2 separate regions of the Homo sapiens genome follow, and region 1 is linked to region 2. The links are chromatin loops, found by intact Hi-C in ENCODE. Cell type or tissue: Calu3. All regions are shown on one strand. Each heading gives the region's core, and the rest is flanking DNA. Links, peaks and the distances in the headings are about the cores only. Region 1 has its middle 320 kb from the start of HGF. Region 2 has its middle 240 kb from the start of SEMA3C.

Region 1 (8,348 bases), core at 322-8,321, 290 kb before region 2:
TTTCAGTTATATTCCACTGTGGTCTGAGAGAGTACTTAATATAATTTCAAATTTCTTAAATTTATTGAGGCTTCTTTTATGGCCTATCATATGGTCTATCTTGGAGAAAGTTCCATGCGCTGTTGAACAGAATGTGTATTCTGTGGTTGTTGGATGAAATGTCCTGTATATATCTGTTAAATCCATTTGCTCCAAGGTATAGTTTAAATCCATTGTTTCTTTGTTGACTTTCTGTCTTGATGACCTGTCTACTGCTGTCAGTGGAGTATTGAGGTCCCCCACTATTGTTGTGTTGCTGTCTATCTCATTTCTTAGGTCAATTAGTAATTGTTTTATAAATTTGGGAACTCCAGTGTTAGGTGCATATATGTTTAGGATTTGTGGTATTTTCCTGTTGGACAAGGCCTTTTACCATTATATAATGTCCCTCTTTGTCTCTTTTAACTGCTGTTGCTTTAAAGTTTGTTTTTTCTGATATAAGAATAGCTACCCCAGCTAGTTTTTGGTGTCCATTTGCATGAAATGCCTTTTTCTACCCCTTTACTTTAAGTTTATGTGAGTCCTTATGTGTTAGGTGAGTCTCCTGAAGGCACCAGATAGTTTCTTGGTGAGTTCTTATCCATTCTGCGGTTCTGTATGTTTTTAGTAAGCATTTAGGCCACTTACATTCAATGTTAGTATTGAAATGTGATGTACTTTTGTATCCATTGTGCTCTTTGTTGCCTGTGTACTTTGGGTTTTTTTGTTATTTGTTTTTGCTTTTTTAACTTTAATTTTTGTTTTATAGGTCCTGTGTGATTTATGCTTTAAACAGGTTCTGTTTTGTTGTGTTTCCAGTATTTGTTTCAAGATTTAGAGCTTCTTTTAGCAGTTCTTGTAGTGGTGGTTTGGTAATGGCAAATTATATCAGCATTTGTTTGTCTGAAAAGGATTGTATCTTTCTTTCATATATGATGCTTAGTTTCACTGGATCCAAAATTCTTGGCTTATAATTGTTTTGTTTGAGGAGGCTAAAGATAGGGCCCCAATCCCTTCTAGCTTATAGGGTTCCTGCTGAGAAATCTGCTGTTAATCTGATACTTTTTCCTTTATAGGTTACCTGGTGCTTCTGTCTCACAGCTCTTAAGATTCTTTCCTTCATCTTAACTTTGGATAACCTGATGACAATGTGCCTAGCAAAGATCGTTTTGTGACGAATTTCCTGGGTGTTCCTTGTGCTTATTCTTTGTGGATGTCTAAGTCTCTAGCAAGGCTGGGGAAGTTTTCCTCGATTATTCCCTCAAATATATTTTCCAAGCTTTTAGAATTCTCTTCTTCCTCAGGAACACCAATTATTTTTAGGTTTGGTCATTTAACATAATCCCAGACTTTTTGGAGGCTTTGTTCATATTTTCTTATTCTTTATTCTTTGTCTTTGTTGGATTTGGCTAATTCGAGGACCTTGTCTTTGAGCTCTGAATTTCTTTCTCCTACTTGTTCAGTTCTATTGCTGAGACTTTCCAGAGCATTTCACATTTCTAAAAGTGTGTCCAAAGTTTCCTGAACTTTTGATTGTTTTTTCTTTAAGCTATCTATTTCCTTGAATATTTCTCCCTTCACTTCTTGTATTATACTTTGGATTTCCTTGCATTGGGCTTTGCCTTTCTCTGGTTCCTCCCTGATTAGCTCAATAACTAACCTCCTGAATTCTATTTCAGGTAAATCAGGGATTTCTTCTTGGTTTGGATCTACTGCTGGTGAACTGGTGTGATTTTTTTGAGGGTGTTGAAGAGTCTTATTTTGTCATAGTGCCAGGGTTGGTTTTCTGGCTTCTTCTCATTTGGGTAGGCTCTGTCAGAGGGAATATCTAGGGCTAAGGGCTGTTTTTCAGATTCTTTTGTCCCACAGGGTGTTCCATTGATGTAGTACTCTCCCCCTTTTACTATGGATGTGGCTTCCTGTGAGTGCAACTGCAGTGATTGTTGTTTCTCTTCTGGGTCTAGCCACCCAGACAGTCTATCCAGCTCTGGGCTGGTAGTGGGGGCTGTCTGCACAGAGTCTTGTGATGTGAACTATCTATGGGTCTCTCAGTCTTGGATATCAGTGCCTGTTCTGGTCGAGGTGGCAGGGAGGTGGGTGCAATGGACTCCATGAGGGTTCTTAGCTTTGGTGGTTTAATGCTCTATTTTTGTGCTGTTTGGCCTCCTGCCAGGAGGTGGCACTTTCCAGAGAGCCTCAGCTATGGTAGTATGGGGAGGAACCGGCAGTGGGCGGGGCCCTAAAACTCCCAAGATTATTTGCCCTTTGTCTTCACTACCAGTATTTTTAAAATAGCATATTATGATATGGTTCTGCATTTTTTTCAAAGATCCCCCTCCACTATACATACATTTAACTTTTTGAAAATGAAATATACATAACTTGGAAGAACAAAAGTTAAGAAAATATATAAACAATTCAGGCATTTCTGCTCAATCAGCAGAATGTTTCTGACTCAGAGTAGACAAGAAATGCCTTTCCATTTTCTTTGTTTCCTCCATTGGTCTCAGTTCATAAGACCACTCAGTGCCACTTTTAGTGAGTTCTTCCAACACTAAGTTTGGTCTAGTAGTTGAAGAATGTATGTTTTGTAAAAACACTCTCCTTATATAGAAATTAACTAATTTACTCAGGGCTGTTGTTTCCATCATAACACATTCCTGAGAGATTTTTACAGATAAGGTTCACTATAAGTAAATTTAGATCTACACACTGGCTTTAGAACCTAACTCTCTGCTAAGATACAACTGTATTGTACATTTCTACCTAACTTTTTATCAGCAAAATATTACTCTAATTCATAGATTTGAAGATACATTCGCTGATTCCTTATGTACATATATTATTGGGAAGGACAACTTTCCTCCATTTTCATTCTTTTTAAGGAATATCTTACCTATTCTAAGTAATTATTCTTCAAGATAAATTTTACTAATTTTCAGAAAACAAATTAACTTTATTAGAATTCTGAATGCAAATGAGTTAAAATTAATAATTATCTTTGTACCGTTTACTGAGTTTCTTCTTTGTGCCAAGTATTCCTGGAATTCATTTAAATCTCATAATTCTCCAAAGTAAACATTATATTGTTATTATCAATATTATAGAAACAAGAATATTGTGACTCCGAACTGTTATGTTTCGTTTCCAGAGTTATACAGCAAGTGGGCATTAAAGCTAAGACTTCAAGCCAGACTTTAAAGCCCCCAACCTAAACCTAAGCCTTGCTTCCTATTTGATTTTTATATGACATATATTATCTTTTGATTTGAATTTGGGGATAATAATATCTTTATAATGTGAATCTTCCCAACCAAGAGTACATCTATGTCTCTTCCTGTGTTCAAGTAATTATATTCATAATAATAATGTAATATATGTTATTAAGGTATTGTGGTTTTCTATACTATGCACATGCATTTATTCACCATTTAGATATTTGTGTCTATTTTTTAAAGGGAGGGTCTCACTCTGTCACCCAAGGTGGAGTGCAGTGGTGCGATCATAACTCACTGTAGCCTGGAACAGAAGATAGATGCAACGGTGATCTTCCTGCCTCAGCCTCCTGAGTAGCTGACTACAGGTGCCATACCTGGCTAATATTTTAATTTTACTGTTACTTTTTGTACAGACAGGGCCTCACTCTGTTGTCCAGGCTGGTCTAGAACTCCTGGCCTCAAACCATCCTCCAGCCTCATCCTCCCAAAAGTGCTGGGATTACAGGCATGAACCACCATGACCAGCCTACGTATGTCTTTATATATCATCACTTCATGGCTCTTTTCATCATTTCAATGACCACATTTTAGCCTCAAATATAGATTGGCTTCAGAAATAAAGTACTATAAATAGCACTGAATTTAGTTTGTGTAGCAAAAAAGCTAAGCTGTCCTCAAAACAAAGACGTGTTAAAATATAAGCAGACAAAATAGAGAAGTTAGTACAATTTTAAATGTTGCTAAATATTTATGTATAAATGGATTGATCAGACTTTAAATTTTCCCCAAGGAGACGTACAAATAAAGTGCTCCAAACAACTTATTTCCTGGTTAGAAAACACAGCCAGTTTATCCTGGTCTTGTGATGCCCAGTTCCTTCCCACCACCATCACATAGCAGATGAAGGTAAATACGAATCCCTCACAGGGAGTAGTACAACAGAGAACTTTAACAACACAGTGGCCACTAGGGAGCACATTCAGCTTTCTTATCAGGGACATTGCACGTAGTTCTGCTGTCAGTTTCAAATTTAAGGGCCCTCTTTGATGGTTAAAGAATTTTGAAATCAGTAACAATTACAAAAATAGTTAAAATGTTTATATTTATTATTAGAAGGGCACTGCATGATTTTTTTGATGTACAGGAAAAAAGAAGCAAAATCCAAAAGCAATTTTTACTAATATTTGACAAATGTCGTCAGTCTCATATAAAACTATGTTCATAGGGCACGTATATTTTTGAGTTTGTTTTAATGTGCTTAATTTTATGACCTAAGAATTTTCACAGTATTAAAATGTTTGATTAAATCTATTTTATCTTTTTAAAAGTATTCCATCTTATAGCTACAGTTATGTGGTGCCTAAACTTCCCATGAATATTGGACATTTATGCTGCTTCTGATTTTTTTAATAGAAACCATGCTCTAAAAAGTGTACCGTAAGAGCAAAAGTTCAGGTAGACCTAGATTCATGTCTCAACTATGACAATTAGCATTTGAAATGTGGGGCTAGTTATTAACACCTGTAAGCGTCATGGTTTTTTTCTTAAAATAGTAGGCAATAGCATCTATATGGCAATTGCTGTTGATTTAGCGAGTAAAACACATAGAGAAGAAACAACTTAGCATACAGGAAATACTAAATACATACTCTCTGATATATAATGTATTATTGTTGTGATTTTTGTACATGAATCTGCATTTAAGATTATTCTTCTAAAACACATTTCTGAAAGCAGACATGCTCATTCAAAAGTTATTGATCCACATTTGCAAATTGCTTTCCAAAATAGTTGATCAATTTTTAAACTCGAAGTGTTTTTCAAATTTTAGATTTCCTCCTTAATATAAAACAGTAAATATTTAGCAAATCACATGATTTTAACCTTGAAATTATCATTGTCTTTAGATGTACAAATTGAGCATGTGCATTAGAAAGTATTATGTGCATCTGATTCTATCTTTTTTCTAAACCAGATAATCTGAGTTTCACAAAGTCTGTCAAGTATTTTATGTGTGTATACATACATCTCATTTTCCTGAGTAGGAGGAACAACACTCCTTGTAAATTTCAGGAAGCTCTGTGTCTCAAGAGAGGTAAAGAGCCCCAAGCCAAAACCCAACCTTCCTAAAATATTGGGCCTGCTGATCTGCTTGAAGAACTTCAAATATGCCTTGTTTCTCTGGGACAAATATGCTAACCAGTGTAAACATATAATGTTAACTTTTTTTCCTATTTCCTTTGGCTGATATTTTCTGTAACCTCTTCCAAAAACTAAAAGAGTTGTAACATCTATAGGTAATACGTTGTATGATGACAATATTACTATTTTAAAGTTTACTTTAAATATGACTAGTGATTTTAAAATAAGTTCCCTCTACCTACATTTAGTACACATGCATTCCATTTATAATGTACTCAAAATGTTATATTCATTCATGTTGGTGACATGTCTGAAACTTCTTGGCCTTTTGACTAATTACATCTAATTAGAAGATACATAGAAACATATAGCAAAACAGAGTTTACATTTCTTTTCTCCTTTTTGGGAGGTCGCCAACTATATGGTTACAAAGAGCTAATCAAGAGCCAATTTCTTGTAGGTGCAATCTACTTACTGTTTGACTTCTCTGTACATACCTATGTCCAGAAAGCAGCAAGCCTTGAGAGGTGAATATATTTGGGGCACTTAGAAAATGATAGGTAAACAAGTAAGTGAAAATAAATAAACCATATGAAGTTAATCTTATATTTGCGCCTTGAAAAAAAAGCCTTCAAATAGGTGAGCTTTTGATTGAGTTATTTATATAAAACTCTTAAGAGATACAATCACTTTCAAGAGAAAGATGTGGTTTCCCTTAAAATCATTTTCCTTAACCTTCATTCTCCCAGGGGCTTTATGGATTTTAGATAAGAATTTCAGCTATGTTGATGTGAAAGCTGCTTATGAAAGAGCCAGAGTAAAGATCTGAAATACAAATAACTATTGAAAAGTAAATTACTGGACACTTACCCTATTTATTTGTTTCTACTGAGTTGGGCACCAACATTATTGGTATGAGAAAGCAGACTCTTATCTATTCAGTATGGAGTTCCTGATGAATTTGATATCTTATTTCTAATCTCATTTAGCTGATATTGTAAAGATATTTTCCAAAGAAAAAGATCGTAAGTAGAAAGCAGAGCATATGTATTAGGAGAGCCTTGAGTCTTACAGAAAGCTAGATGGAGAAAACATACATATGTCCCAAGTCCCTGTTTTCCACCAATGTGAAAAAATATGAAATATTAGAACCAAAGGTATTTTCATGGAATCAATAAGTTGCTCATCTCTGTGGATCTCTTTAACCAAATCAATAATTTGGAACAAATACTCTGACTCCAAGGCAGTGATTCAGCAATGAACTTTTGAATAGAAATTTAATACAATTTGGAGCCTTAAAAAATGAAAATTATCTCCCATCCTAACTTCTCCGTTAAGATATTTTAATATAAATAAAAAGGGGCTCCCATAAAACTAGGGAATCACAGAATAAGAGATTTGCTAGTGTTCTGGGTCCTTTCTTCTTCCATTGATAGCTAGGGAAGAGTTTCTTATGACAGGCGCTCGGGAAGTTAAGTTTCCTGCCTGTTAATGATATGAGGGTACCTTCTTGAAGATGAACCCAAGTGGAGGCAGAAGAGGCTTCTACTCAGGATTTCCCCATAATGTCTTCTGTTTTAAAAATAAAAATAAAAAATTCCAAAGAAATGTCCCTTTACTAAAAAGTGGAAGTTGCCACAGAGTCTTGGAAATAAATCACCTAAACGTCAACAGTAGTTCGATCAAAATGATGTTATTAACCTAGCTCTATGTTAGAGTCCTAGAGTCTAAGCTTGCAGGCATCAGAACCTCAACTTTCTTCTTCACTGTATTTTCATCTCACGCATATTTGTGAAATGAATGAGTAAATGTTCACAGAAAAAAAACATAGACCCTGACCAATTGAGTAATCTCATTTGTTTCTTAATCCTAATTGGTTAAAAACGAGTGACCGTATGCCCTTATTAAATGATTCCTATCAAGTTTATATGCTTTCACAGTTTCATATCTTTATATCATCGTAATAGCCATGTAAACTTGTTCTCCCTGCTTGGTTTTGGAAAAATACTCTTAAGAATACTTGGGTGACCATACTTAACAATAACATATTATATATTTTAAAATAACTGAAAGGGTGGAATTCGAATTTTCCTAACAAAAAGAATAATAAATTCTTGAGGTGATGGATACTCCCAGCTACCCTGATTTGATCATTACACTTTGTGTGCCTGTATCAAAAAATCACATGTACTATATTAATATATTAGCATATTATGTATCCATAATAATATAAAAATTAAAATAAATAAATTTTGAGTGAATCAGAAAAATAATATTTGGAAATTTTCATTTTTTTTACCGTTCTTGGTAGCACTTACAGAGAATGTACATTTTTAACACAATTCAATAATTAAATTTAGTTTCTCTTTTTACTGTTCATTAGAATGATACCTTAACCCCCCCTCCCCCCCGCCACCTCCATACACTCACACTCCCACGCACAATTTTCAAATAAATACATGTCGTACTTGGGGAAATGTTTAAGATTACACGTGGGCAAGGACTTCATGTCTAAAACACCAAAAGCAATGGCAACAAAAGACAAAATTGACAAATGGGATCTAATTAAACTAAAGAGCTTCTGCACAGCAAAGGAAACTACCATCAGAGTGAACAGGCAACCTACAAAATGGGAGAAAATTTTCACAACCTACTCATCTGACAAAGGGCTGATATCCAGAATCTACAATGAACTCAAACAAATTTACAAGAGAAAAACAAACAACCCCATCAAAAAGTGGGCGAAGGACATGAACAGACACTTCTCAAAAGAAGACATTTATGAAGCCAAAAAACACATGAAAAAATGCTCACCATCACTGGCCATCAGAGAAATGCAAATCAAAACCACAATGAGATACCATCTCACACCAGTTAGAATGGCAATCATTAAAAAGTCAGGAAACAACAGGTGCTGGAGAGCATGTGGAGAAATAGGAACACTTTTACACTGTTGGTGGGACTGTAAAC
Region 2 (8,348 bases), core at 317-8,316:
ATTGTGTCATCTAAGAACAAAAGCAAAACACCCTCTCCTACAATATATATTTTCTCCAGTAGACTACAAGCTTTTCAAAACTGGGAACCTTATCTTACTAATTTCCTATCTCCCAATATATGTGTAATGCTCAAATGTTTATGAAATAAATGCCTACTAGGGGTGTTTTTAGAGAAAAATATATGTGCCTGTGCGAAATGCTTAAAGGAGGACAGAATAAAAGTCTTCTAAACATAAAACTTCCCATTGTTGTATCAAAATAGGGTGGTATAACTAAATAATGAAAGAGTTCAAATAAGCCACAGAGTCGTCCTTCCATTTTTCTCACTTGTAATTGAAATGTAATGTCACTGTTGCTCTATGTTACTTAAAATGAAATACACATCAACACTTCCACAAAAAGTACTAAACAGCGAGAAAAATATATTAACTTGAGGGAGTTAGGTTATTCATCACACACATTAAATAAAACACCTACTTTAACAGTCACAGAATTTCTCTCTTATTTGTTCTTATGCAGTTTTTAAATTTATAAGAATTTTATAAATTTTTGTAAATTTTAAGAATTATGTAGATCCTATTATCTGACAATTATCATTTCTCCTCAAAGTGATGGTCTCAGCTGCTAATTTTATTTAAATAGCTACAAAGAAAGTTAGGAGGAAGCTAGATGGTAATAATTCTTTTGTTAGATAAACACTAATTGTTTTTCATAGAATTTATTTAGCTTTTCAGAATTCTTGGTGGGGAATAATGATAACTTTTAGTTAATCTGGAAATCAAAAATAAATATCTTGTCTTTTTGTATTTGCTAAGTGATCATATATTAGGGAAGATCATGAAAACCGAGCAGGAACATGTTGGGAAGCAAAATACCATAAATTTACAACTGGGCTTAAGTTAGCTAAGAGATTGATGACCCACTTGCTAATGTGGGAGAAATATACACAGGGTATATTGAGTTACTTTACTGCGGGTAGTTTGATGTGCTATATTATGCTGGTACTACCCTACTTGACCTCTGTTCAGTGATGCATTAAAAATGTGAAGTATTGTACTTCCTTAGAAAGCAGACTCAATGCATTTCAACCCCATGCTGTTTGTTACCCAAAGCAAGCATGGTTAAATTATATGCATCTCTTGGTTTTAAAGGAAGGGAAAAAGGGGAGGAGGAGACACGTTTCTCATGGATTAGCATCCTCTGATCTATTTTGGCAACTAAACTAATGCAAATTCAGCAGGTCCCTTTTTCAGGGTTGAAAATAAAAATATATTATGACCTGTTTTTAATGTTGATCTGAAAAAGACCTGAAAAAAAATTTTTTTTAAGTCCTAGAAAACCAAGTGGTCTCTTTAAATATAAATGTCTTGCATTATATGAACACAGAAATAATATTTACTGGCAAATTGTCTTTTGTAATCTTCCTGAAGTTTCTCCTTCTTTTATATTTACACCCTCCAACATACACATACACATACACAGGGACTTAGCTATATGTGTTCTTTTCTATACTTGATCTTAGCCAAAGGGCAGAGAAGTGATTGTGTTTGTTTCTAGACTAAGTTCTTAATGGTTCAGAGTCTTCAAGTTCATTCTGGTACACATCTTGTCTTCATGCTCCATAGTATTACATAGTCTTGTATTTAAACAGTGGATTTTAAATAAACGGTGAAAACACAGTGATTGTAAAAGTGAAGAAGCATGAGTAACTATCTGCCATTCCATGTGACTGGTTAGAGCTTTTACTTATATTTACAATGTTATAAGTGTAATAGACTAAACATGAAAGGGTCTTTTTTTTGGGGGGGGGGAGGAATTACATACTTAATGACAGAGTAAATATTTGAATATATCTTTAAAGTTGGGATTCTTTTCTCTTTTAAATTGTTCAATTTTAAATTAAAGAGTGATTTAAATAATGATTATTAGTGACTGTTGCAAGATTATTACTGTACATAGTTTTGTTATGGAAATATGAAGAATGTTTAAAAAATCTGCTCAGGGCATTACATATACTAGGTATGCCAATGTTTAAATCAAAAGGAAAGAAGTTGGGGTGAGAAATGTAGAAGTGAAATGCTACCTAACAGATTCTATCATGTCAGAACATTGCCATTTCAGTAGCATTTCTTTTCAAATTGTTGCCTCCTTAAACTCTTCTTTTCAAGATCAAAACATCTCATTTGGACTAAAATTATTATTCATGAGTTCAGATTAAAATATGATTCATTTTTCTCAGATACACTTCTTTCTAACTTGGAATATGATGAATTCCTCCTGGTTTGAGTTATTAACATTGAATCTTGTCTTCAAACTGACACTTAGACTAGATTATAAAGGACATGCATTCAGATTTCATGTGAACTATGCCTCTCGGAAGCCAATAGAATGTAAAGGTTTGTTTATACAAAGCATCCAATTTGCTCTATATTTTAAATATAGATAGCACTGTGTAGTTCCATACATGAACCCCTAAAGCTGGAAGTTCTATTTGACTTTTTGACTTTTTTTTGAAATTTGAGAGGAGTCATTAGGAAACTGAAACTCAATTATTCATTATGGGAAAATCCAATAATTGAAAAACTGTTAAACATATTAACTCAATAAATGTGAATGTTAATTGGAATTTATCTAATGTATTGTTAATTAAAATGACAGGTCCTGTGGAATCCTGTGATTTTCCAAGTGATCTCTCATAAGTTAGATGTGCAGCTATGATTAGAAGATGTGGCAGGGAATAGAAAAAAATACAGAAATTGATAGAAGGATAAGAAAATAAATTGGAATTATGATAGATGCTCTACTGAGAAATAAAGAGTTAGGATTTGTTTATAAATAAAAAGCAAACTTGAAACAGAGCAATGAACACAGTATTAAATTGTTAATCTGGGATTTTTAAGTTGTTAAACTGGGATTTTAAATCTTAGATGCTCAAGATTCCCATCATATTACTGATGGTAAACAAAGAATATTAACATTTATATAAAACTCTAACCTTTTATGGTAACCAGGATTTAAAACAAATAAATATTGTTATGTGGGAATTGTAATAATGATCCCATTTCCCTGATGTTGACTAAAGTGTTAACTCTTATGTTCTATTCTGGGGTTTAGTTCAATGAACTACACATCTCTTTACATTAAATGTGGGCTTTGCTTCCTTCCTTTCCTTTTTTTTTTTTTTTTTTTCCTTGGAGTTCACTGTCTCGTCTGCGGTCAGCTTTCTTCATATTTTCTACCTCTTCTTTCAGTGGTTCGTGTTGGCTACCTAAGCATTCCTTTCTATCCTACACTTCAAGGGTGATAGGGAATATTTGGTTTTTCAGGAACAAATGAGTAACGTTTGCATGAAAATGTAACTAATAGTAAAATAGCTCTCTGTTTGCTTTCATGGCAGCTATTCAATAGAGGTTATTCATTAACAAGTTCTCCTCTAGTGTAAAGTACTTAGAAAGAACTGGTTCAGAATGTAGCCTTTGTTTCCAAGTCTTCCTTTTATCTTGGTTTGTACCCTATGTCCTCATGCCTGAAGCAGTCACTCTGTTCTTCTATGTCAAACTGTTACAATTACCTTCACATTCTACTGGAAAAGTCATCACTCACAAACTCCCACTCAGTGTCTCTGTGTCATTAGGAATGAAGCCTAGTGGATATAATTTCCCACCAATTCAGCATTGAAGTCAGAAATATAATGAATGGTTAACAAGTCCCAGACTGGAAGCCACTTCTGTTGAAGGATGCCAGCCCATGGGCTGAATGTATGTGCAGTAATTTTGTGAACATATAGAGAGCCCTGAAAATTTAAGCAAACAGGCAAAACAAAACAAAATGCATCACAAAAATGTGCTGGAAGAGAGGTGTAGTGTCACAACCTGTTGTGACAAATCTATTGATTTAACTACAAAACAACATTATTTACTAAAGACTAAAAAATATATGGTTGACATTAAATCACACTTTGAGGTTACTAATAGGATTATATAAGCATAATGAGTAAACAAGACACTTTGAACTTTTGTTTTTAAAAATTATATCTTTTCTTTTAATTAGCAAAATTACCTAAAAGCAATACAATGATACTTGGAAAGAATAAAAATTCAAATAAAAAAGTTACCCATACCTTCTCTTATGGCTTGAATTGTGTCCCTCAAAATCCATCTGTTAAAATCCTAACTCCTAGTACCTGAAAAGGTGACCTTATTTGAAAAATAGATTAATTACAGATATAATAAGTTAAGGTAAGATGAGGTTATTAGGATGGGCTGTCTAGGGTCCTTGTAGTAAAGTGAAATTGGGACACAGAGGCATGTACCCAAAGAGAATTCCATGTGAAAGGACTGTAAACCAAACAGCATATGAGACAAGTCTCAATCAATTTAGAAGTTTATTTTGCCAAGGTTCAGGATGCGTGGTAAGGAGACATGTCTGTGCCTTTCTCCAAAGCTGATTTTTAGGGCTTAAATATTTATAGGAGAAAGGGTGGATACTGAGGAAAGACAAAAACATTTTTTAAAGGTATGTGTAGATAAGGAGCAAATGGTTGCATTCTTTTGAGTCTTTGATCAGCCATTCGCATGTGAAAGTGGGGGGGTAGAGGAATAGTCACTTATGCATTCTTCTAACTCAGTGAATCTGTATTTTTACATAAGATAAAATAAACATAGGGCAGAAGAAGCAATCAGATATGCATTTGTCTCAGGGGAGCAGAGGGATGACTTTGAGTTCTGTCCTTTCTCCCATACCTTTGAAGATAAGTTATCAATTAACATTGTCAGGGTGAAATTCAACAGAACTGTTTTAGGGTAAGGATCTTGGGGCCCACAAGGAATTTCCTAGTGGGCAAATTGTGAGGGAGGTATGTGGCCTTTTCTTTTTCGTAGCTATCTTATTTAGGAACAAAATGGGAGGTAGGTTTGTGTGAGGCAGTTTCCAGCTTGACTTTTCCCTTCGGCTTGGTGATTTTGGGGTCCTGAGATTTATTTTCCTTTCACAAGACACAGGAAGAAGATGGCCATCTAAAAGTCAAAAGAAGAAGCCTGGAACAGATTTTTCCCTCACAGTTCTCAGAAGGAGCCAGTGGTGCCGACAACTTGATCTAGTCTCCAGAGCTATACCACAACCAATTCCACTTATTTAAGCCACCTAGGTTGTGGTACCTCGCTACAGCATCACCTAGAAAATTAATGCACCTTCATTACCCAGAGATAACCTCAGTAAACACTTACTATACATTTAAAAATCTGTGGCCTATTTCTGTTTACTTATTCAAATATTTTTTTTTCACATAACACTAAATTTTGAACAAATTTTTCAGTCTATGGCGGTGACGTCTTGTGCCCTACCCTGAAGTCCATTTTTCCTTCCTCCCAGTAACAATGCTCTAATTTTAGTGCTCAATCAAAAGATAACATTTGCAGCCTCCCTTGGGCCATGTGCTTATTTATCTAAATTCTGGACAAAATGATGTTAGCAGAAATGTTGTATTGGACTGTAAAGAACTGCAAAGTTTCTAAAATTTTGCACTACTTGAAAGCAAAAAAGAAACCCTTCCACAGAAAGGTGGTTTTCTTGTCCCAGTTTTCTGAGTGCCAATTCCCACAGGGCCAGAAGAGGATGAGACACTTACAGAGCCTAAAACTTTTATAATGGTCAGTGAACCTGCACACCCTTTGTGTAGGACAGAAATGCTGTTTCTACCTTGCAAGGCTGCTTCCTATAAAAAATTCTTAAAACGATAGACCACCAGCCAACGTTTTGAGGATGCATTCATATTTTCAGAATGACAGTAGGAAGAGAGGAAACTGAGCTCCATACTAGTCCTGGCCTATGCACCCCCCCAGACTTCTTTTATGGCTGAGGAAATTAAACTTCTTTAGTTAAATCACTTATTTTGGGAATTTTCTGTGGTGCTGTCCAATCCTAGGTCTAACTGGCATGCAGTCAATAAAACTTACATTTAAAACTTCATTTTTCAGCCGGGCACAGTGGCTCACATGTGTAATCCCAGCACCAAGTCAGGTGCATCACCTGAGGTCAGGAATTTGAGACCAGACTGGCCAACATCGTGAAACCCTGTCTCTATTAAAATACAAAATTATTTTACTCTATTAAAAATACAAAATTTAGCCGGGCGCGGTGGCGGGCACCTGTAATCCCAGCTACTCGTAAGGCTGAGGCCGGAGAATCATTTGAACTCAGGAGGCAGAGGTTGCAGTGAGCCGAGGTGGCGCCATTGCACTCCAGCCTGGGCAACAAGAGTGAAACTCCATCTCAAAAATAAATAAATAAATAAATAAATAAATAAATAAATAAATAAATAAATAAAATAAAATAAAATACTTCATTTTTCATAATGACAAAGAAGTAAATCATATAATCATACCATCATTTCCTTAGTTAAACCCATTATTGTACTCCCCTTGTTTTGTTCTCATTTTCTTCTATTCCAATCCAAAGTTTGATGCATGCAGTTTGTTATCCGTGAATATTTTTGTTCATTAAAATTATTTCCTCAAGATTGGCTTTTCTTTTTTATTGTGGGTTTTTGTCTAGCATATTTTCATTTAGCATATTTTCATTTCATATAAATATATACACATGTAGACAAAACAATAAAATCTCAAAGTTAAAAAATAAAAATTAATCACCATTTATATGTCTGCTTCCTCTTCTCTCTCTCTCTGCATGTATATAAAACATCAATCCAAAACTTCAGGGTTAAGGGGTAAGTATATTTGAACTTTTCCATTCACAATTCTTCAGATAAACAGTATAGTTCTAAATGATAGGCTTTTCTTATGATATTATGATTTATTAAATTTAACCTGTATTAGATAAGACTCTTCAATGAATTTAAAGTGACTTAATTTGCTTACACTACCCTCCTCTTCTCTCCTTTCCCTTTCCAATTTTTTTGCATGAACATTAATTTTTAATTCTCTTGACTGCTAATTACCAAAGCTTCATAAATCCAACTTCTTTTATATAGTCAATAGATATGCTTTTCTACTAATGGGTGTCTTAATCAACAAAGAGAGATAAATGAGTCTATTTGGATAGAAATAAGATTGATACAGCAAAGACCTGGTCCTATGATCTGAGTTGCTTTTATCTCAGTAATTCAAAATGCTTTTAGCTCTTAAGATAATGATTCAGGGTGTTTGTATAATAAATGTAATTACCTTGATTTATATGCCACATAGGAGACATAAAAACTTTATTTTAAGGGTTAACATTTATAGACATAACGCATACTATTTGAATAGACAAATCCATATAATTTTTCTCTGTTTTTCATGAAGAGGTGAGTTCAGCTCTATTGCTGTTTATAATTTCCCTGCATATAGTTCCGTTTGTAACCAACAGATGGGGAGCAGAAACAGTAGCTTAGTGTGTGTTTGCATGTGTGCCTGTGTGTGTGTGTGTGTGTGTGTGTGTGTGTGTGTGTGTGCTTAAGGGCATATGTCTTGCATGCCTGTACTAAAAGCTGAACAAATGCATTTAGGCACGAAGAGACAATTGTCTAAGAAAAAGATCAAGGAAGCTAACAAGGATGAGTTACATTCACTGATACGCTAGTGCTAATACTGTGGAGAGAGCAAACAAGGTCTTAGAACAAATGGCAATTTTCTGCTGTTTGTGTTCCAACAGTACATTCTTTGTCAAGATTCACTAGGAACAACTAAATATCATACCTAATAACTAATAAAAAGCAGGCTACCTAATAATTGGATCCTAGATCAGTTTTTCCATCTGCATAACCTCACACTTTTAGCTAAATCCAGCTGTTAAGATTATCTTATAACGAAGGCATTACCTTGGTGCAATTCAACTCTTCATTATTGATCATGAGCCAAACCTAAATAAGATACAGAAATGAAACATTGAAATGTTTAGTAAGAACAGTTATGGAAAACAAAATTATTAGTAGTACAGAGCATTGTCAATGCCTAAGAAACTCAGGAAGGAGTCTAGCTAGCTGTTCAGAAGAGTTTAACCATTTAAGTTAAAAATATGTAGAGAGGAAGAAATCAAAACCAACAAGAGAGAAACAGTGAGATGGCTATTCTTTACTTTTTGGCTGATGAGCATCAAAATGCTCTTCCTATGACTGAGCAGTCTGACCCTTTTTGAGGCCTGGTGAAGACTCTTTCTCTGAAACAGAAAGGATCAGAAGCCCTTGGTAGCTCAGATGCAGGCATGTGACTCAGCTTGGGCTTGGGACCTCTGCTCTGCCAGTCAGATTCCCCTGCCCAAGCCTGTGCTTCTGTGCTGTCTGATAGTTTACAAATCCTTTGGAACATTGTGGTGGCAACACAAATAGCTAGAGTCCACTGACCACATTGGC

What was found. A loop is a pair of places that touch in the nucleus more often than their neighbours do. Peaks named below come from ENCODE experiments on the same cell type or tissue, not always from the same donor. Only the 100,000 strongest peaks of a DNase experiment are listed, where the experiment ranks them.
Region 1: it touches region 2 in a loop (3-fold over the local background); 4 of 110 quality-filtered maps call a loop at or near these places.

The regions. Positions count from the first base shown.
Region 1 is chr7:81,443,410-81,451,757 of GRCh38, reverse strand. No RefSeq gene overlaps it. Among named protein-coding and RNA genes, the nearest start is that of HGF, 320 kb to the left of the region's middle. In Calu3, for the core only: no CTCF peak of the experiment used is centred there; a DNase peak (open chromatin) is centred at 4,177.
Region 2 is chr7:81,151,070-81,159,417 of GRCh38, reverse strand. No RefSeq gene overlaps it. Among named protein-coding and RNA genes, the nearest start is that of SEMA3C, 240 kb to the right of the region's middle. RefSeq lists a cis regulatory region at 3,411-3,424 and an enhancer at 3,346-3,490. In Calu3, for the core only: no CTCF peak of the experiment used is centred there; no DNase peak of the experiment used is centred there.